2 separate regions of the Homo sapiens genome follow, and region 1 is linked to region 2. Evidence: read pairs that join two places in POLR2A ChIA-PET (ENCODE). Cell type or tissue: Caco-2. All regions are shown on one strand. Links, peaks and the distances in the headings refer to the core of each region. The heading gives the core; the rest is flanking DNA. Region 1 overlaps ADNP (activity dependent neuroprotector homeobox). Region 2 holds the start of LOC105372659 (a long non-coding RNA gene).

Evidence for each region. ChIA-PET counts read pairs that join two places held together with the same protein. Peaks named below come from ENCODE experiments on the same cell type or tissue, not always from the same donor. Only the 100,000 strongest peaks of a DNase experiment are listed, where the experiment ranks them.
Region 1: POLR2A ChIA-PET joins it to region 2 with 11 read pairs; 3 of 35 experiments call an interaction of 5 or more read pairs at or near these places.

Annotation. Positions count from the first base shown.
Region 1 is chr20:50,910,964-50,921,663 of GRCh38, forward strand. The region is part of intron 2 of ADNP (activity dependent neuroprotector homeobox); the gene reads right to left. It also overlaps the pseudogene PSMD10P1. Among named protein-coding and RNA genes, the nearest start is that of ADNP-AS1, 15 kb to the right of the region's middle. RefSeq lists a silencer at 1,015-1,174. In Caco-2, for the core only: no CTCF peak of the experiment used is centred there; a DNase peak (open chromatin) is centred at 5,438.
Region 2 is chr20:50,660,291-50,670,990 of GRCh38, forward strand. The region is part of intron 1 of RIPOR3 (RIPOR family member 3); the gene reads right to left. It overlaps LOC105372659 (a long non-coding RNA gene), which reads left to right and starts at 6,923. Exons shown (of 5, transcript XR_007067644.1): 1 at 6,923-6,969; 2 at 7,470-7,564; 3 at 10,222-10,293. It overlaps RIPOR3-AS1 (RIPOR3 antisense RNA 1), which reads left to right. Exons shown (of 3, transcript NR_111906.1): 3 at 1. RefSeq lists enhancers at 5,603-6,103, 6,104-6,604. In Caco-2, for the core only: no CTCF peak of the experiment used is centred there; a DNase peak (open chromatin) is centred at 6,631.

The DNA of each region.
Region 1 (10,700 bases), core at 4,085-6,584, 250 kb after region 2:
TCTGGAGACTAACACTGTTGAGTGAACTAGCCATACTCATTCCTATTAGTCTTTGCAAATTATACCCACATCTACTGATTAGGGCCCAAACATTAACGTTTTACTAATCCAGGCCCATATCCTATTCATGTGCTTTCTTACAAAGCAAGAGTCAGACAGCTGGAATGAAAATCTAAGATTCATCTAGGCCCTAGGCTACAGATAAATTAAAACCATATGCATGATATTTGTATCTGTGCAGAAACTTTTTCAGTTTAAGTCCCATCTATTTTTGGTTTTGTTGCTTGTGCTTTTGAGGTCTTAGTCATGAATTCTTTGCCTAGACCAATGTCCATGAGAGTTTCCCCCAGGTTTCCCTAGTTTCAGGTCTCACTTTGAGTCTTTTTTCTATCTTGAGTTGATTTCCGCATACGGTGAGAGATAGGGGTCTAGTTTCATTCTTCTGCACTATGGCAATCCAATTTTCCTACCAACACTAACTGAAAAAGATGTCCTTGTACATTATTTGGGTGATGGATACACTAAAACCCAGATTTCTTTTCTTTTCTTTTTTTTTTTTTTGAGACAGTTTCACTCTTGTTGCCCAGGCTGGAGTGCAATGGCATCACCCAACAGATGACAGTCCCAGTTTAGCAGGCTCAAGGTAAAGTCTGCAGGATCTGGCACACCAAGAATTAGTGGAGCTTGTCTATGGTAGTTCTGCAGAGCTACCACATCAAGGATGGCACCATATAGTCTGTATTTTTACGGGCAGAAAAAAAGCAGAAAAGCATTTACTAGTATCATCTGAAAGAAAGACAAAACAAACAAAAAGATAAGCCTGTTTTAGATAAGCAAAAGACAACCCAGCTACCTCTGAACAGGCACAGATAAGCCAGAAGAAAAAGCTAGCCTCTAAGTCCAACTTGTCCAGATTACATTTTAAACTACTCCAAGTGAGGATCTAGTGTGTCATAGTGTGTCCTACTTTCCTTCAACTGCAGGTGTAAACTTTGCTACTTTATAATGTTCGGGAACCAAAACCTGAACATAACCCAAAGTGATGACTAATGTATCAGTTACACTAGTGAATGCAAAACTTTCATTTCCACTAAGAAAAGCATATCTAATATTGCACTGAGAGCTACACAAGGATCCTTACTTCTTCCTGGTTAACACCTAAACATAAGCTGCACTTAGCCTAAACTAGTGATTTTCAAACCTTATTTTTTTTGAGACGGAGTCTCCCTCTGTTACCCAGTGGCATAATCTCAGCTCACTGCAACCTCTGCCTCCCAGGTTCCAGCGATTCTCCCACCTCAGCCTCTCGAGTAGCTGGGATTACAGGCACGCGCCACCAGGCTGGGCTAATTTTTTTTATATTTTTAGCAGAGATGGGGTTTCAGCATGTTGGCCAGGCTGGTCTCGAACTCCTGACCTCAAGTGATCTGCCTGTCTTGGCCTCCCAAAGTGCTGGGATTACAGGTGTGAGCCACTGCGCCTAGCTTCAAACTTTTTATTTTTTAAAAGCTGTGAAACCCGTTTCCAAAGGAATCTTAGGTGAAATATAAAAAAGATAAAAACTAGAGGTGCTCAGGTTGAAAGAAAAAAAGGTTCCCTGCCCCCAAGTACCTCCACGAAATAGTTACTCATCTAAACTAAGCCCATGACGCAAATTTATGCAAAAGTGGCAGGTTACTGAAATGTAGAATCTGGGCCTAGTGGGCAATCAAACCAAAGCATGAAGTTTGATGGCTATAGCAGAATTCTGATAGTTTACTGAAAATCTTCACCAATTATTATTAGTCTGATCAAAGTATGAAGTGATAGGGAATCCACAGTAAACCTAAAGGATCAGAAAATAAAGTTCACACTGTGATTTTTAAAAAAACATTTCTACCCTAAAGTTGTAAAGAAAAACACAGTCTCTCTGGGATTATCTTTTACCTGGGGTTGGGAGAAGAGAAGAGTGTGGAATCAAGGGCTAGGAATGACGCTATTACTAGTGAAGAAAACGGCAGCTGTCAGGATGGGCGCCATGGCTCATGTCTGTAATCCCAGCAGTTTGGGAGGCCAAGGAGGGTGATCACTTGAGGCCAGGAATTCACGACCAGCCTGGCCAACATGGCGAAACCCCATCTCTACTAAAAATACAATAAAATTAGCTGGGCATGGTGGCACATACCTGTAATCCCAGCTATTTGGGAGGCTGAGGCCTGAGAATCGTTTGAACCTAGGAGGTGGGGATTGCAGTGAGCAGAGATCACGCCACTGCACTCCAACCTGGGCAAGAGTGAGACTCTGTCTCAAAAAAAAAAAAAAAAAAAAAAAAAAAAAAAAAAAAAAGGTATCTGTATTTTCTAAGTTAATAAAAATTAGGAAGACAATCAGGCTACTACAATATAAACAATTTCATTTTTTGATAACATCAACCCAAGTTACTATGTAAGAATTTCAGATCCTTGATATTTAAATTATTCCAATTGATGCTGATGCAAGAATTTTTATATATCTCTTATAACCCCCACTGGGGTTTAAGAGTAAGATTTTTGAAGTTTCCTTAAACCAATGATCTAACTAAAAAATGTTAAGTTATGCTGGCAATTTTCTAAGAGGGACAAGCATTTGACTCTCATGAACAGAATCAAAGCATCAGTTAACTGCTACCTGTGACGATAATTTTATTTATTTAAAGAACAGATTTTGTTATGTCTCTGTGGAAACATTTAGTACCTGTTAAGATAAAAACTAATCAGAAAGAAAACATCAATCCTGGGAAAGCAAAACAGACGGGTGTGTGTCTAAACTTATGGTCTGCAACTTGGCCTACAGAGGGAAGCTGGAGGAGGTGAAGGAGAGGATTCTGGCCAATAAACCCCTGGCTATGAGAACTGACCAGGACAGAAGTGCATTGCATTGGGCATGCTCAGCCATACATACATAAATTATTGAATTTTTGTTTCAACTTGGAGTGCCAGTGAATGATAAAGACTATGCGAGATTGGTCTCCTCTTCAGACTGCTGTTTGTGCTGGCCAGAATGAGACTGTAAAAGCCCTTCTGGGAAAAGGTGCTCAAGTGAATGCTGTCAATCAAAATGGCTCTACTCCCCTACATCATGCAGCTTCCAAAAACAGGCATGAGATTGCTCTCATGTTACTAGAAGGTGGGGCTAATCCAGATGGTAAGGATCATTATGAGGCTACAGCAAAGCACCAGGCCACAGCCAAGGGTAACTTCAAGATGATTCATATCCTTCTGTACTACAAAGCATCCACAATCATCCAAGACACTGAGGGTAACACTCCTCCACACTTAGTCTGTGATAAGAGTGGAAGAAGCAAAACTGCTGGTGTCCCAAGGAGCAATATTTACATAGAGAATAAAGAAGAAAAGAAACCCCACAAGTGGCCAAAGGTGCCCTGGGTTTAGTACTCAAGAGAATGGTAGAAGGTTAAACAGCTTGGATTTCTTCTTACTTTCTATGTTGTGATGCTGTCCCCAGTGTCCTGGAAACTAACATACTTGGGCACAGGACATCATCTACAAATGTTTTCTCACCTTCAAAGTCTTATAAACATGTTGACTATTGTTCCTGCTGAGGTTCTTATTCTAAACTTACGGCTTGCTTTCTGGGCACTGAGTAACTGCTGACTGTTCTACTGTTGTCACATATTCTTGTATACTGAATTTCGGCTAATTCTGAGTAAGTGATTCCGTGGCTGTTGTTAATCTTCAGCAACCTCCGAGCATGCACCTTGTATCAGTCTCTGAAATAGAATAGCTCCAATAGCAACAGGCTAGTCGTTCTGCTAGATGGTTCTAGGTGGACTCCGTGATGTTCCTCCATACAGTTAAACATCCTAACTTGTTTCTCAAGCTCACTCAGGCCTATGCCAGACAGTTGTTTTTTTCCCCAACCATGAGATTTTATTTTTGTGATAGGAGGAATATTTACGTATTTCAGTGGACCAAATTTTAAGTTGGGGGTTGTGCTAGAAAATAATGAAAAACAACTTCCCATGTACACGTGTATTTTTTTTTTGATGAGCTATTTGCCAAGATAAAACGTATGGTTTTTTAAAAAGGAAGTTTTAAAGTACCTATATCGAGTCAGCTTACATTGAAAAAATGTCAAGCTTGTTAAAATGATTATGTAACAAAATGTATTCTGATTTGTATTTCAGAAACTAAAAAATAAAATGTTGAAAGAAAAAAACATCATTCTTGTATTTGTGCATTTTCTTTCCTTCCTGCCTTTACCTCAGCAACATATTTAATACCTGTCTATATCACTCATTGAGTCAAAAACTGTGGTCACGGTAAAACCCTATTTCTTCTTATAGCCAATAAGCCCTTATTCTTCCTATTTTAGGATTTGCATCTGAAGTAGTGAACATACTTTATTTGCTTTACATGTGCCATTAAGCCCTACATTTAAATCAAACCAGTTGCAAAAAGGTTTATATATTTGCATTTTAAAAAATTAATCTTACACAGCTTTAAGATTGAGAGCCTACAGCCAGACTGGAAACAATCACCCCACTCAATCTTTTTCTAAAATACACCGCCCTGAACAGAGGTAGCTGATTTCCATTCTCCTATAAGCTTGGGCAAAAGAGCTTCCAGATGCCGGAAACTCTTCATAGAAAGGCAGCTCTGATGCCTCCTCCTTTTCCTCCCCTCCCTCCCCAATCCACAAAACACGTAATTCTGACTATCCAGGGGCAGAATGTTCTTCTGGATTAGCAGATAAAACTGTGCAGCAAGACAGAGGTAAGAAAATAAAGTTTAGTATCCTCTTTCCTTAAGTTTACTAGAAAATGTACAGTAGTACTGAGGCTAAAAAGGGGGGTGAGGGAATTAGAGAACCAGGAAGATAAGAAAGAAAACTACTTTGCAAATGATGACACACGTATGTACTGAAAGCTAAATCTGAATAATGAACATCAATTATATTGCCTAGGATAATCATATTATAACACTCTTAATAAAGATAAGCAGGCAGGAAATGTAACCAGTTTCTGTATTCTTCTATTCTTACTAACTTCATTGGACTTTTACTATTCTCCCAGTTTGATAATAAAAGATAACCAAATACAAAACTGCCTCCAAAAATAAACACTGATTTTCTTCAAGTTTTTAACTGTTATCAATTATTTATATTTTTTATAACTATTTCTTTAGTTAGGAGTGTAAATTTATGCAAGGCGAAAGATGGTATTTATCTAAATATAGCATTCTTTACAAAAACGTTTAGTCAAAGTAATATTTTTTGTCACCTTCCATCAACATGTGTGAATCCTTTCTACAAAAAAAAAGATGCTCTGAAAGATTGTTGCCTGATCACCTCAAGTAAGAGGGCGCACAAAATCCCATCAGGCAGCTCATTCCACACTGGACAGCTTCTGTTCACAAGTTTATGCTTTACAACGCTGTGTAACCTGCCCATAGCTCTCAGGCTATAAATTCCCTAGTCACATGACAGCCTTTCAAAACTTTAAGACACGCCCCTCTTCTCCCAGTTAACCAGGATCAGTTCTTCTCACCATTCCTTCCATGATCTCATAGGCCACTCTCCAAAGGATAAGCTCCAGCTTGTCAGTCTCCCTAGTTCCCTGGATAAACTGTTATTCGGATGTGACATATTCAGGAGATGGTCGAGTGAGACAACAATACTCTAATTCTGGACATTATTTTTCAATTAATGCTCCTGAAAAATACATTTGTGTCAGTGGCATCCACTTCATACATATGACATAAAAAATATTTTTAAAAATATGCAGTGCCTTTTCAGAATTAGCTTGTTCAGCTGATGAGGAAAAAGATAGTTTGGATGGAATCTAAGTAACAATCACCAGTCTTCAGGGTCTCCTCAACTGCAGGAACACAAGCATTCTGTTTCTGAAATGAGGGGGAAAAACAAAACAAAACCAAAAACTAAAAAACAAGTGTCCAGTGCAGGCCTTAGGAAAGTCAAAAGATTGAGATTCATCTTCCAAATCACACCATCAACAGAAATCTGTTATGAAAAAGCAGCACTCTCAATCACTGAAAGAACCTAGGAGCTGCCTAATCTAAACTCTTCTCATCCTACAAATTAGCAGCTGAGGTGAAGCAACTGCTTGCCCATGAGCGAGCTGGGTCTTGAAGCCACCCTCCAGACCTGAGATGCAGCACTCCTGTCACTACCCATGCAGACCAAACTCTATCTTTGGCATTCACTAAAAACAAACAGCAGCATGTTCCCTACGTACATCTGAAAGTGCCAGAACTTCAATACCCAAGGTTGAAATGGTCTTCAAAAATTAAAAGGCTCAGCCAAACCAGCTGAAGCAGCAACACAGAAATTAAGAATCTGTACGTATCTCAAGTCAGTCAGATGATTCCATCACATCCAGAGAAGAATTCAGCTCTAAGGACACTTGTCTTAAATCACTCTTACCATCACCATGGAGGCCAAGAGTCACTAGATAGTCACATTTGAAGAATCTCTTTCTATGCAAATCATAATGGTAATATCTTGTAAAATGAAAACCACAACCTTGGTATTCTTAAATAACAGGCCAGCTTTTCAAAAAACAGATGTATCCTATGTCTCCCCTTTATTATCTTCCCATTGTGAATACTCTAAGCATGTTCTTCTGAAAGTCCCTTGGGAAACTAGACGCTTCCTTTTTTTCAAAGGAGGGAGTTGGTAGGAGCCTGGTCTGTTCTCAACTACCTCCAGGCTCCAGTCAAACTGGGAGAACAGTAAAAGTCCAAAAAGTTACATAAGCAATTGGGAAGCGGGAACACAGGACCACACATAAACTCGTGTATCAATATTCTCAGCAGTATTATTCATAATACCCCCAAAATAGGAACAACTGAAATCAACTGATGATAAATGAAATGTGGTCATATCCACATAATGGGATATGATTGAACCATGAAAAAGAATAAAGTACCGACACATGTTCCAACATGAACCTTGAAAACATTATACTAAATGAATAAAATCAATCACAAAAGGCCAAATATTGTATGATTCCACTCATGAGGTACTTAGAATAAACAAATTCATAGCAACAGAAAAGTAAAATGGTGGTTGCCAGGGGCTGGGTAAAGGAAGAAAAGAGGAGTTATTGTTTAACAGGTATAGAGTTTCAGTTCTGCAAGATTAAAAAAGGCTAAAATGGTAAAGTTTATGTATACTTTACAACAATTAAAAATAAACACATTCTTTTTTTTTAAAGTGGCTACTGGGAAATTTAAGGCAGCAGTATTGATTAGGGAAGGAGACAAAGTCTGCTTATAATTTCAACAGCAGGGTGGTCTGGGTTCAAAATCAGGGGCATTTATCACTGATGGATCTCTTTACCAAAATGTGAATCTTAAGCATTTGTTAATATTACCCAGAAAAGGAGAGAACCTCTAGAACAAACCGTGGATGTAACACAGCATTTTGAAGGTCTATACAAATTTCCAGACCATTTTTGACACTATAATCATTTAATATGAGTGGTAATACATTAATGGAACCTAGGTGGCCCCAAAACCTTTAAGTACTTAAAGAAAAAAAAATGGTAGAGTGTTCACGTTATTGGCAAATCTGCTCCACTCCAAGAGGCCAGGAACAGGATATTATATTACTTTTGGCAATGAAGGCCCTGATTCACTCTGCCTTAACTAATAGATTTAGTACAGCTGGGTTACTTCAGTGAGACGTTCAACTACCTTGTTTTGCAAACTTGAGCATGTGGCAGTAGAGAAAAGATCTTCAGAGAATTCCCATGTGTTAAAATTTCAAATTACCTTCAGTTTCCGCTACAAAAGTAGAAGAACAAGAGGAGAGGTCCTGGGAAAAATGAAATGGAAAGCTTTTGAAAGGTAACAGAATGATGAAAAATTTAATTTTAGCACTTTAAGGAAGTTTTGTTTTCTCTCATGCTGGTGTAGTTCATTTATAGCAAACCAACAATCTAATGGTAAATAAACAGCCTGGTTCATCACATTACCTACCAATTATACAAAAATTATAATCACACTGTGACTTAAAAGTTTTATTTATTTTAAAAGTTCATCACAGGTGATTTCAGAGATTTAGTACAATATCACCTGAAATAGTTAACAGACACGGCTGGCATTTATGTCTACAAATTATTATCATTACATATTATCTTTCAGCACGTTCATTTTCCTGACCTCAATTGATGGACTAAACAGAACTCTTAAAATATGCAGCAGGACAAGGGTGCCATCTCACAGGTGTAGCTCACAGCTCCCAGCACTTTGGAAGGCTGAGGTGGGAGGATTGCTTGAGCCCAAGAGTTCAAGACCAGCCTGAAAAAATACATATATTTAAGTGTATATATATATATATATATATATATGTAAAAAGCCAGGTGTGATGGTGCATGCCTATAGTCCCAGCTACTTGGGAGGCTGAGGTGGGAGAATGGCTTGAGTTGCAGTGAGCTATGATGGTGCCACTATACTCCAGCCTGCGTTACAAAGGGAGACCCTGGAACTTTGGTTTTTTTCCCTGCTGTATCTCTATCATCTATGTCAATGACTAGAACAAAGCAGGCACTCAATAAATTCAGACAGAATGAATGAATCTCTGCCTAGAAAAGGCTTACAGATATGACATCCAATAAATATTTGCAGTAAAAGAGGCGATGTATCAGATGTGTCACAAACTAAATCCTAGGAGGCTTCATGTTTAGTTCATTCTCAGCAGGGAGGGTGGCAACAGCTGCTGAGTTGGGGCCATTAACTTAGGTGAAGAATCTGCATTTACTGCAAAAGACTTCTGGCGCAGTTCCAGAGGCCGGAAAGCAAGGTGTTCTAGGAACTTCTTGCTCAACTCCACTGAGTCAGAATGGTTGCTATGTCAAGCTTCTGAGTAACAAGGAACGACATGATTGGAAAGGCAGGGTGAGGATAGGATGGGGATCTTGAATGTGAAGCTGGAGTCTGCTGCCATGTCTGGTAGGCACCGAGGAGATGCTGCAGGTAACGAAGTACAGAAGGGACATGATTCTAATGGCACTTTAAGAGGATTAATCCAGGCCGGGTGTGGTGGCTCATGCCTGAAATCCCAGCACTTTGGGAGGCCAAGATGGGCAGATCACGAAGTCAGGAGCTCGAGACCAGCCTGGCGAATATGGTGAAACCCCATCTCTACTAAAAATACAAAAATTAGCCGGGCGTGGTGGTGTGCGCCTGTAATCCCAGCTACTCAGGACGCTGAGGCAGAAAAATTGCTTGAATCCGGGAGGCGGAGGTTGCAGTCACTGCACTCCAGCCTGGGCAACAGAGCGAGATTCCACCTCCAAAAAAAAAAAAAAAAAAAAAAGAAAGAAAGAAAGAAAAAGAAAGCAGTGGCTCATGCCTGCAATCCCAGCACTTTGGGAGGCCAAGGCAGACAGATCACTTGAGGTCAGGAGTTTGAGACAAGCCTGACCAACATGGTGAAACCCATCTCTACTAAAAATACAAACATGAGCTCGGTGTGGTGGCCAGCGCCTGTAATCCCAGCTACTCGGGAGGCTGAGGCAGGAGAATTTCTTGCGCCCAGGAGGCAGAGGTTGAGATCGCGCCACTGCACTCCAGCCTGGACTCCATTAAAAAAAAAAAAAAAGCCTGGAGGAAGTCAATTAAGTAAAAGAGTAGATACCAGACCTACCCAACCCTCAGAATTACCTGAGGGACCTTACACCCATGCCACATCTTCTCAATCTAAGAGGTCTGAGAAACCATCACTGCCTTAGGTATGAGATAATAGGATACTGGGGTAAGAGTAAAACGAGGGGAAAAGAAAAGGTTCACAGGTGAAGCTTATAGCCTAAGTCAAAATTTGTGCTAATAATACTATTTTCCTGGACAAAAACTTACCTATCAGCCATATGTAAAAAATTTGTACCTTATAACTTCAAACCTCCTTAACAAGAGGTAGGGTGACATAGCACAGTAAAGCTTTTCTTTGCTAGAAAATAAAGATGCAGTGGTCCACCCTACAGTTAGACAGATCTGTATTTAAATCCTTGCTCTGCCACTTACAAGCTTTGTGATCCTACACATGTTATTTAACCTCTAGAGGTCTGTTTTCTTATGGCATAAGCAGAAGGACACTATCTCATTGTTTTAATGGCAGAAGGATTAAATGAGATGATGCAAGTTAATGCTTAAGTCAGTTACCATTATCACCTTAAACCAGATGAGATACTAAAATAATCACTTTCAAAATTCTGAGTTCACACCAGGGCATAACCTCTCCAAAAAGCTCAAACTATTATGACTGAGAATCAGATGTGGTTGCCATAACAACATCTGTTCCTGTACACATTACAATGCATCATGCACAGTAGTGTTTTTATACAATATTTTACATCTGTGTGAGCCATTCATACTCAGGTTTGCATATTCTTAACAAGCTCAGTGACACTTAAAATATTTAGGCAACTGAACATCTGCAACTATCTTAAATAAACCCAGGTGACTTACAGTTATGTAGAAACATAAAGGTGTCATCTAGATTTTGCGTATCTTAAGTTTTAAAAAATATGTGGAGTCACTGGTCTTTTAGGAAGATTTTCAGACTACAAGACTGGTGCCCACAACTGGAAAACTGCTACTGTGTTGCTGCTTATCCTGATACTTTCCGTATTCAGATTTCAGGCAAGAATTCTAGCAGTGACCACCAGAATTTCCAGTACACCAGTAGAACCAGTTGTT
Region 2 (10,700 bases), core at 5,401-7,900:
ATTTTATAGCTCTGCAGTCTGAGACATTTAAAGGGATGGCCTTGACTTCTGGCAAGGGCTTGCACGTTGCATCACCACACGCAGGAAAAGGGAAAACAGAAGGGAGACTGCAAAAAAGGGGAAAACCTGAAGGTCATCATAGCTTTATAATAACCCACTCTCACAGCAATGAGTTAGATGGAGAACCAATTCAGTCTCACGAGAGTGACAGCAAGAACTCACTCACTGGTGAGAGGGTAGCACTTCCAAGCCATTCATGAGGGATTCACCTCCATAGCCCAACACCTCCCACTAGGCCCCGCCTCCCAACACTGCCACAGTGGAGATCAAATTGCAACATGAGTTTTGGTGGAGACAAACACCCCCTATCCAAATCACAGCACTACCCCCGAACTTTCCATTACACGAACCAAAGAATCTTCCTTTAAATTAGTGTCATTGGGTTTTCTGGGATTTACCTTTTTTTTTTTTTTTTTTTTTTTGAGACAGGGTCTTGCTCTGTCACCCAGGCTAGAGTGTAGTGGCACAAACACAGCTCACTGTAGGCTCGACCTCCTGGGCTCAAGGGATCCTCCCACCTCAGCACCCCCCACCTATGCCCTCAAAGTAGCTGGAACTACAGGAACCACCACACCTGGCTAATTAAAAAAAAAAAATTTTGTAGAGGCCGGGTGCGGTGTCTCATGCCTGTAATCCCAGCACTTTGGGAGGCCGAGGTGAGTGGATCACCTGAGGTCAGGAGTACAAGACCAACCTGACCAACATGGTGAAAACCTGTCTCTATTAAAAATACAAAAATTAGCTGGGCGTGGTGGCACATGCCTGTAATCCCAGCTACTCGGGAGGCTGAGGCAGGAGAATCGCTTGAACGCGGGAGGCGGAGGTTGCAGTGAGCCAAAATCACGCCACTGCACTCCAGCCTGGGCAACAGAACGAGACTGTCTTAAAAAATAAAAAAAAAAATTGTAGGGACACAGTTTCACTATGTTGCCCAGGCCAGTCTTCAACTCCTGGGCTTAAGCAATCCTCCTGTCTTTACCTCCCAAAGTGCTGGGATTACAGGCATGAGCCACCACACCCAGCCTAACATGTTTTTAATAACCAAAAGAAAATAAACATCTCCATAGCCTTGTGACACATCCTTTTTTAACCTGAAATTGGTAGAGTAGGTTTCTGATTCATAGAACCCAAACAAACATTCCTCCCTAAAGCAGGCAGAGGCTCTTTGGGAGAGTTTACTTTCAAAACAGTGTCCCTGCAAGTCCCAAGTGACAAGTTCCCCTTTCCTGGTCTGAAGCATTCTGAGGAGAGGCAAAGAGGTTAAGGCTTAGCTGCAGGAACACGCTGTCCCCACGACAACCCCTTCTCAGCCTCGGAACTGCTGTTATCAGAGTTGTGTTGTCTCTTGAAGGTCCGGACAAAGGGTGAAGCCAGGACTCCTGAGTCTAAAGGGCAGGTCGGGGCCTGGGAGAGAAGGGGAAGCTGGCCTGGGGCAGAGATATGTTTTCCATTTCCCCTGGGGTCCCGCGCAGGACAGCTGCTGTCCATAGCCAGTTCAGCCAACCGTGGGAGGAATCACATTCACTCGACAGGCAGGCAGTGGCGGCACTGGGATTTGAACATGGGGCTGATGGGCTCCAGGCGTGGCACCTGTGCCACTACAGTGCGGGGAAGCTCTGACTGCTGCAGCCTCCGTTGTCGCCACATCTGCCCTCGAATTTCCCTTCCAGCTGGTTCTGCAATCAGCAGCCCCTCCAGACATCCCTGGGAGGCTCCAAGGAGCTGACTCCTGATGAGGAAAAGGATCAGCCGCAGACTCACTCCTCCTCCAGCCACTTCCAGACCCACGGGAGGCGTGGGTGTGACCCAGACTACCTGGGAGCATCTGCTTTTGTCTTTATCCAGGGCAGGACCCTCTGAAGGAGGAGCCCTCAGAGAAGAAGGGAAAAGCCAAAAGGAATTAAAAGCCAATTTCCAAATGGAAATAAATAAGCAGTCATAATTGGCCACATTGGTGAAATTGGGCACTAAGGGCCAGGCAATGGGCTGTGGGATAATGTCACTTGAGGCTTACGGCCACGCTCAGAGGAAGGTGCTGAGGTCCAGGGAGGTTCAGGCAGGTGACATGACTCACCCAGAGCCACTGGCTGGAGAGTGGCAGGGCTAGCTTGGAGCCCAGGTGGTGGACTTCATAGGTGCAGCCGTGACTGCTGTCATCCCTCCCATGGGGAGTTGTTGCAGAGAGTGAGACACAGCGCCCTAAGCTATTTCTCCATCTGGTGTGCCTGGATGCCTCTGCCCACCCAGGACCCTCCTCTCGGGTGGCCCACCACTGCCCTTCCATCACAGTTCATACCTTCTCTCGTGGACCCACAGGGGTGTCCACTGGACCAGGACCCCAGGGAGGATCCCAGTCCTGGCCCCACCACTCTCTGGCTGGTGACACGGGGGAAGTCAATTCTTTCCAAGCCTCAGCTTTCTCACCTGTACAATGGGAGTTTGTGCTAGACAAGAAGTTTTCAGGACGGACACAGTGGCTCACGCCTGTAATCCCAACACTTGGGGAGGCCGAGGCGGGTGGGTCACTTGAGGTCAGGAGTTCGAGACCAGCCTGGCCAACATGGTGAAACCTCATCTCTACTAAAAATATAAAAATTAGCCAGATTGTCATAGCGCATGCCTGTAGTCCCAGTTACTCGGGAGACTGAAGCCAGGAGAATCACTTGAACCGGGGAGGTGGAGGTTGCAGTGGGCCAAGATCTCACCACTGTACTCCAGCCCGGGTGACAGAGAGAGACTGTCTCAAAAAAAAAAAAAAAAAAAAAAGTTTTCAAACTGCTGACTGCACCTGTTTGTAGGCCCTGAGCTCAACTGAGTGAGTCACACAGGTATTCACTGACGTGATTCTGCCTCCAAGGCCACATTTTCTCCAGTGCACCTCTGTCCTTCAGCAAGTGACCTGAGGCTGGGACTGCCACATGCTGCCTCCCATCAGCACCTTACCCAGACCTACTGCTGGCTACAACGTGCTTAATGATTGTCAGGTGGCTCACATACCCTGTTCTGTTCGGCTTCACAGTGTCTGCCAGCCCGTGGAGTATGGCACAGTGGCTACTAGCCAGGGTCAGGCAGTGCGACTCCACCTCTCCAAGCGCCCCAGTGCAGCGTCTGATCATAGGGAATAACTCTACCTGCTTCACAGGACTATTCTGTGAATACTAATTAGGATAACATATGTGAAGGTCTTGGCGTTGTGAGCACATGAGCCCAAGGTCAGCTCCCTAAAATGATGAAGTTCATATCACAAGAGGCCCCTAGAGGTCAGGACAGCCTTTCGGTACCTTTCTATGGCAAACAAGCGGCTGGTTCTCTGCCACCTATTTTCTCCCCTTCATTGGGCAAGACTGAGCTGGCAGAATAATGGCCACATCAGTATTTACTCTCTACTTTCTGGCTTCCCTAGATTGGTGCCAGCCATTTGTCCCCCCATCCAAGACAACCCTGATCCCCATCCCCAGAAGGAAAACACCTCACCTCTCTCACAATTTGAGAATGGCTGTCAACTCGAGCACATTATTAGATTTAATTGTATCTAATACTTGAATACCTAATATATTACTTTCTCTCTCTCTCTCTTTTTTTTTTTTTTTTTTGAGATGGAGTTTCATTCTTATTCCCCAGGCTGGAGTGCAATGGCGTGGTCTCGGCTCACTGCAAACTCCGCCTCCCGGCTTCAAGCGATTCTCCTGCCTCAGCCTCCCGACTTGCTGGGATTACAGGCTCTCGCCACTACACCTGGCTAATTTCTGTATTTTTAGTAGAGACGGGGTTTCACCATGTTGGTCAGGCTGGTCTCGAACTCCTGGCTTCAGGTGATCCACCTGCCTCGACCTCCCAAAGTGCTGGCACTATAGGCGTGAGCCACCGCACCTGGCCCCAATATATTACTTTCAAGGACAAAAACTGCAATTACTTTTGCACCAACCTAATATTTAAGGTAGGACACCGTGAAGCCCAGTGAGATCTCTGTGGTGGACAAACAGCGTGGCTGCTAGGCTGTGAGCCCTCCCGCCTGTCTGCTCTCCATGCTGTGCGCCACTCCTGAGAGCTGGGTCAGCAGTCGCACTGTTGGCTTTGCTCTGACCTCGAGTCTATTTCTTTTCCATGTGTGTGTGCAGCCGCTGCCTGGAGTGGAAATCTCCACTGAGGGACAGACCTTCTTTCAAGGCTCACATCAGGCAGGATCCCACGGGAAAGGGGGCTGGCTGAGTCAGGAGGGTTCTCTGCCTGAGTTCCCGTGTGACATTGGGCAAATCACTCAACGCTCAGAGCTGCGCATTTTTATCTCCATCTGCTTGGAGCAGGAATTGCAAAGAGTTTCAGCTCAGGTTCCAACGCCAAGGTGGGAGATATTGGTTGCTTTGGGTATAGTGTTGAGATAGATTCTGAGGCTGTGTATGGGCTCACTAGGAAAGGGTGCTGTGTCTGCCATGAAGTGGGAAATCGGTGGGGGAAGAAAAAAGAAACCCGGCTGGGCACGGTGGCTCACACCTGTAATCCCAACACTTTGGGAGGCCGGGGCAGGAGGATCACCTGAGGTTAGGAGTTTGAGACCAGCCTGGCCAACATGGCAAAAACTTGTCTCTACTAAAAATACAAAAATTAGCCAGGCATGGTGGCGCATGCCTGTAATCCCAGCTACCTGGGAGGCTGAAACAGGAGAATCACTTGAACCCAGGAGGCAGAGATTGCAGTGAGCCAAGATCATGCCACTGCATTCCAGCCTGGGTGACAGAGCGAGACCCTGTCTCAAAAATAAAACCCAAAAAACAAAACAAAACAAACAAAAAAACCCCATGGTGCTGGCCGGGTGCGGTGGCTCACGCCTGTAATCCCAGCCTTTTGGGAGGCTGAGGCAGGAGGATCACTTGAGCCCTAGAGTTCAAGACCAGCTTGAGCAACATGGCAAAACCCTGACTCTACTAAAAATACCAAAAAAAAAAAAAAAATGCTGGACGTGGTGATGTGTGACTGTGGTCCCAGCTACTCAGGAGGCTGAGGCAAGAAGATTGCTGGAGCCTAGGCCTGTCTGGCTAACTTGGCTCTACCTTGGCTCAGAGCCCCCTCTTCCTTTTTTTTTTTTTTTTTGAGATGGAGTCTCGCCCTGTCGCCCAGGCTGGAGGGCAGTGGTGTGATCTCGGCTCTCCGCAACCTCCGCCTCCCGGGTTCAAGCAATTCTCCTGCCTCAGCCTCCTGAGTAGCTGGGATTACAGGCACGCACCACGACACTGGGCTAATTTTTTGTATCTTTAGTAGAGATGGGGTTTCCTCATGTTGGCCAGGCTGGTCTCGAACTCCTGACCTTGTGATCCACCCGCCTTGGCCTCCCAAAGTGCTGGGACTACAGGCATGAGCCACTGTGCCTGCCGGGTGGGTTTCTTATGGCGAATGATCCCACACCACTTTTCAGTGCACGTAGTTACATGGAGTAGAACACAGACAGTCACACCTCCACGTTCTTTTGGCCACCATGACTGGTTCAACCAAGGAATCTGCTCCAAGCTAGGTGAAGGAAAATCAGCCCTAAGGCCCCCCGTCGCCACGCACCTCACTGTATCCAGCTATACCTAAAGCCAAACCGAATCCCAGACATCTAAATTTTATGAGCCAGTAAATTCCCTTCTTTGCTTAAGCCAGTATAAATCAGGGTCCCATCCCTTGTAATGCTGAGTCCCAAGGCCCAGACTCTGGGCCTTTCGTTTTTCCATTCAGGCCCCAGAATGAAGACCAAGGAAGGGTTTATTAACATGACAGTGAACATCTAGGGCCTTATATACATTTTTCTTCAATTCAGCCAAGACAAGAGGCCTAGAATACAGAGAAAGGACACCCATTTCTTTTCTTTTCTTTTCTTTTCTTTTCTTTTCTTTTCTTTTTTGAGACGGAGTCACGCTCTGTTGCCCAGAGTCACGCTCTGTTGCTGGAGTGCAGTGGCGCAATCTCGGCTCACCGCAATCTCCGTCTCCCGGGTTCAAGCAATTCTCCTGCTTCAGCCTCCCAAGTAGCTGGGACTACAGGTGCCTGCCACTACACCCAGCTAAATTTTGTATTTTTAGTAGAGATGGGGTTTCGCCTGTTGCTCAGGCTGGTCTCGAATTCCTGACCTCAGGTGATCCACCTGCCCCGACCTCTGAAAGTGCTGGGATTACAGGCGTGAGTCACCACGCCCAGCCTAGGACACCCATTTCTTTGTTTGTTTTGTTTGTTTTTTGTTGTTGTTTGTTGTTTTTTTGAGACGGCGTCTCACTCTGTTGCCTAGGCTGGAGTGCGGTGGTGCCATCTCAGCTCACTGCAACCTCTGCTGGGTTCAAGCGATTCTCCCTCCTCAGCCTCCCAAGTAGCTGGGACTACAGGCGTGTGCCACCATGCCCAGCTAATTTTTGTATTTTTTGTAGCAATGGGGTTTCACCATGTTGGCCAGGCTGGTCTCTAACTCCTGGCCTCAAGTGATCCACTGCCTTAGTCTCCCAAAGTGCTGGGATTACAGGCGTGAGTCACCGCGACCAGCCTAGGACACCTATTTCTTCAAACATAGGAAGAAACATCTTATCTGCATGATCCCTCCTGGGGAGCTATCTTACGGTCTTATGTGATAAGGTGACCTCTCCTTTGGGTGAGTGGAGTAAAAAAGCGGGCGAGGTATCTGGAATATGCTTCTATCCCTCCTAACCTCCCCTACAAACAAAGCTTTCCTGAATGCCTTGTCCTTAGCTTCCTGGACTCTGAACCTAGCTTGGCTAAATTTTCTTTTTAAAGCATCAGCATAAATCATGAATACCTTGGGAAGGGAACATTAACCATCAGCCGGCAAAGTTAAAATTCCCCTCCAGCCCACTTAAATGGACTGAAACCTCCACCCCATCCCCAAACGAGCCTCCCTGGCCTTGTCCTTGAACATTTCAAAATCGGGTTTCTGCTTTAAGTTCTTTAAACTACTTTTTTTTTTTTTTTTTTTTTTTTTGAGAGGGAGTCTCGCTCTGTTACCCAGGCTGGAGTGCAATGGCACGATCTTGGCTCACTGCAACCTCCACCTCCTGGGTTCAAGTGATTCTCCTGCCTCAACCTCCCAAGTAGCTGTGATTACAGGCACCCGCCACAACGCCCAGCTAATTTTTGTATTTTCAGTAGAGACGGGGTTTCACCATGTTGGTCAGGCTGGTCTCAAATTCCTGACCTCGTGATCCGCCTGCCTCGGCCTCCCAAAGTGCTGGGATTACAGGCGTGAGCCACCGCGCCCGGCCGCTGCTTTAAGTTCTTAACACGTCCTCACCGCGGCTCAGCTCACTGTACGGCCCCTGCATAGAGAGGGGAGGGCAGGGGCCATGATACTGAACTCACAGCTCTGGGCATTTCTGAAGTCTGGCCCTTGAAGCTTTTCCTAGAGCAAATTGTTTTCTTCTCCCCTTCAGGAAACTGAAAATTCACACAGCAGCCGTGGGAGTCAGAGTAGCAAAGGCTTTGAGATCACATAGACCTGGGACACGTGCTTGCTTTGTGATTACGGGTAAGTTCCGTAGCCTCTCTGAGCTTCCATTTCTCTTTCTGTGGAAAGGGGATACTAATACTGCCCACTGTGAGGGCTGTTTCTGAGATTCCATGCTGCTGTGACTAGCATCTGCCTGACTAGCAGAGGATAGTTACAGTGTCAGCGTCCATGGCCCTCTCATGAGACTGGGGCAGGGGGTGGGAAGGGTGTTTGGGACACCCTGGGAACCTTAGCATCATTCTGCCATGGGAGTATGACCTGCTGTTCCCTGGCTGCCCTCAGTCTGAGGCTTGCTCTGCCAGTCCCGGGAGAACTGTCCACTCATCATCCCGGCAGAGACAGATCTCTTTTTCGCTGTGCACAGGTGGGGAAACTGACTCTGCCCAGTCACCTGAGTCTGTTGACAGAGGCACCTGGCCATCTGTATCCTGGTCCTCAGCTCTGAGACCAGCAGGAAAGAGAGGAGGACATTCCTAATGGGGGACACAGTGACCTTCCTCCTCCTGCCCCTGATGCTCCCACCACTGTGGTCCCCTGGTGGTGCCAACCACTCAGACTCCAGAAGCTGAGTCCCCTCTCAGTCCCATGAACAGGCAAAGCTGCTTCCTGCAGAGGCCCCAACCTTTGCGCCTCCTCCTCAGAGAATCTGATTCTCCCTCCTCAGTGCGGTTCCTTTCCCACACACACCCACACAACAATCCAGACTCAGAGAATGGAGTGCCTCAAATTAGGGGAAATGGCCGGGCACAGTGGCTCACACCTGTAATCCCAGCACTTTGGGAGGTCAAGGCGGGCGGATCACTTGAGGTCAGGAGTTCAAGGCCAGACTGGCCAACATGGCAAAACTCCATCTCCCCTAAAAATACAAAAATTAGCTGGGCGTGGTGGCGGGTGCCTGTAATCCCAGCTACTTGGGAGGCTGAGGCGCGAGAATCACTTGAACCTGGATGGCAGAGGTTGCAGTGAGCCAAGATCAAGCCACTGCCCTCCAGCCTGGGCAACAGAGCGAGACTCCATCTCAAAAAAAAAAAAAAATTCAGGAAATGATGAGGCTGCACACACACATGCACACACCACACATGGCTCATGCATGCACATGACATGCATTCACATGCACACATGCCCATGCATGTATGTGTTCACATATGCACACACAGCACCTGCTCACATGCACACACAGGACAGTCACACACATGCACACACACGCATGCACATGCACACTCACATATACATTATACACATATGTACACATGGCGCGCACACACCCATACATGCATGCTCACACATGTGCACACATGGTGCACACTCACACACCCACACATGCATGCTCACACATGCACATACACACTCCCCTCTTCACCCAGCCACCCCGCTATTCATTCTGGATCCCCTTACCCAACCCTGGTTCAGGACCACCTCTCCTGACCCCTAGGCTAGGTCAGGCCACTCTCCTGACACCCTCATTACTCATAGGCTTTCTCTTCAGCACTTTTACCACGATTGTGACTAATTACATGTGTGATCATTTTGGTACCAGGTAATATTAATAGCTCGAAAAATATTACTGGGCTTTCCTCTTTGGCCTTTCTGGGTAAGTAGCCCTTCCCCTCTCAGGCCTGAGGCACCTGGCTACCTGGAAAATATTTGAATTTGTACAGAAGGAATAAAGAGGACCATGGCAGATCTAGTTCCTGATCATCAACACAGACTTTGCTATGAGACAGTAGGTTTAGAAGTCACCGCTGCGCACTGACCCTCTGGGGGCTTGGGAGGAAAGTGCTCTGAGACCACCCTCCAGCAGCTTAGGGGTGGGGCCCCTGGAGGTGCAGCAAGTTGAGAGGAAGGAAGCCCTGGTGTTTCGCTTTCCTTGGCCACACTGGTCCCCTCCGGGCCAGGATGGGCTCAATGTGTTCTTGCTCAGGTAGGTGACACCTCATTAAGACAAGGGGCAGAGGGACCTGCAGAAGGGTCTGGGAGTAGATGGCTCAGGTAGGGGTCAGATGCAGTAGAGAAGAGGGGGCTCTGAAAAAAAAAAAAAGGCTGGGCGCAGTGGCTCATGCCTGTAATCCCAGTACTTTGGGAGGCCAAGGCGGGTGGATCACCTGAGGTCAGGAGTTCAAGACCAGCCTGGCCAACCTGGCGAAACCCCATCTCTACTAAAAATACAAAAATTAGCCGGGCGTGGTGGCAGGCGCCTGTAATCCCAGCTACTCAGGAGGCCGAAGCAAGAGAATCACTTGAACCCGGGAGGCGGAGGTTGCAGTGAGCTGAGATCGCACCATTGCACTCCAGCCTGGGCAACAAGAGCAGAAACTCCATCTCAAAAAAAAAAAAAAAAAAAAAAGAAGAGGGCGCTCTGAGCCAAGGTAGAGCCAAGTCAACCAGGCAGGCGGAGGCCCAGAGCATGAGTTTTACCTACTGCCGGTTTCGGCCAAAATGCCAGAAAGCCAAGCAGCAATCTTGGGCATCGGACTTGGCTAGAAATCCCTCTCCTCCTGGGAAGTCTCGTCATCAACACCCAGACACCCCCACCCCCACCCACCCACCCAGTGCCAGCTTAGAGAAAAGCTGGGAGGAGCAGAAGGAAATTTGAGACCAAGCATTACCTAAAGGCCTAAAGTACTGGATCAGATTAAATTAAATCTAGTTCTTTTTCCTTGTTGCCCTATGAGTAGGCTTTGTGAGAAATATCAGATCCATTGCAGGAAATAAAGAAAAGACATGTTCTCTGCAGACCCACATGGCAGGTGAGTAAATGTACAGCATGGATATCCGTCACCAGCGGTGCATTCCCCTAGGCAGGCACCACACCGTCCTGTGGAGCATTGTGTTAGTAGGCGCTCAGTAAACACCCATGAAGTGAGTCAATGTATGATTAAATTCCAACCCTGCGTGGCAGCAGACAGGTGGCTGGTCTCTGGGACTGGGGAAGAACAAGGCTCTGTATGTAGTTGGCTTCCTCTGGAAGGACAGGTTTTAAGTCAGATCCGACTGGGTTCAAACCTTGGCTTGGCCAAGGCAGCTTCTAGCATGGCCTCCAGTGATCCCACCTCCTGGCCTGAGTGTGGGTGGACACTTCTGCTATTTATTTATTTATTTGATTTATTTTGAGACAGAGTCTTGCCCTGACACCCAGGCTGGAGTGCAGTGGTGT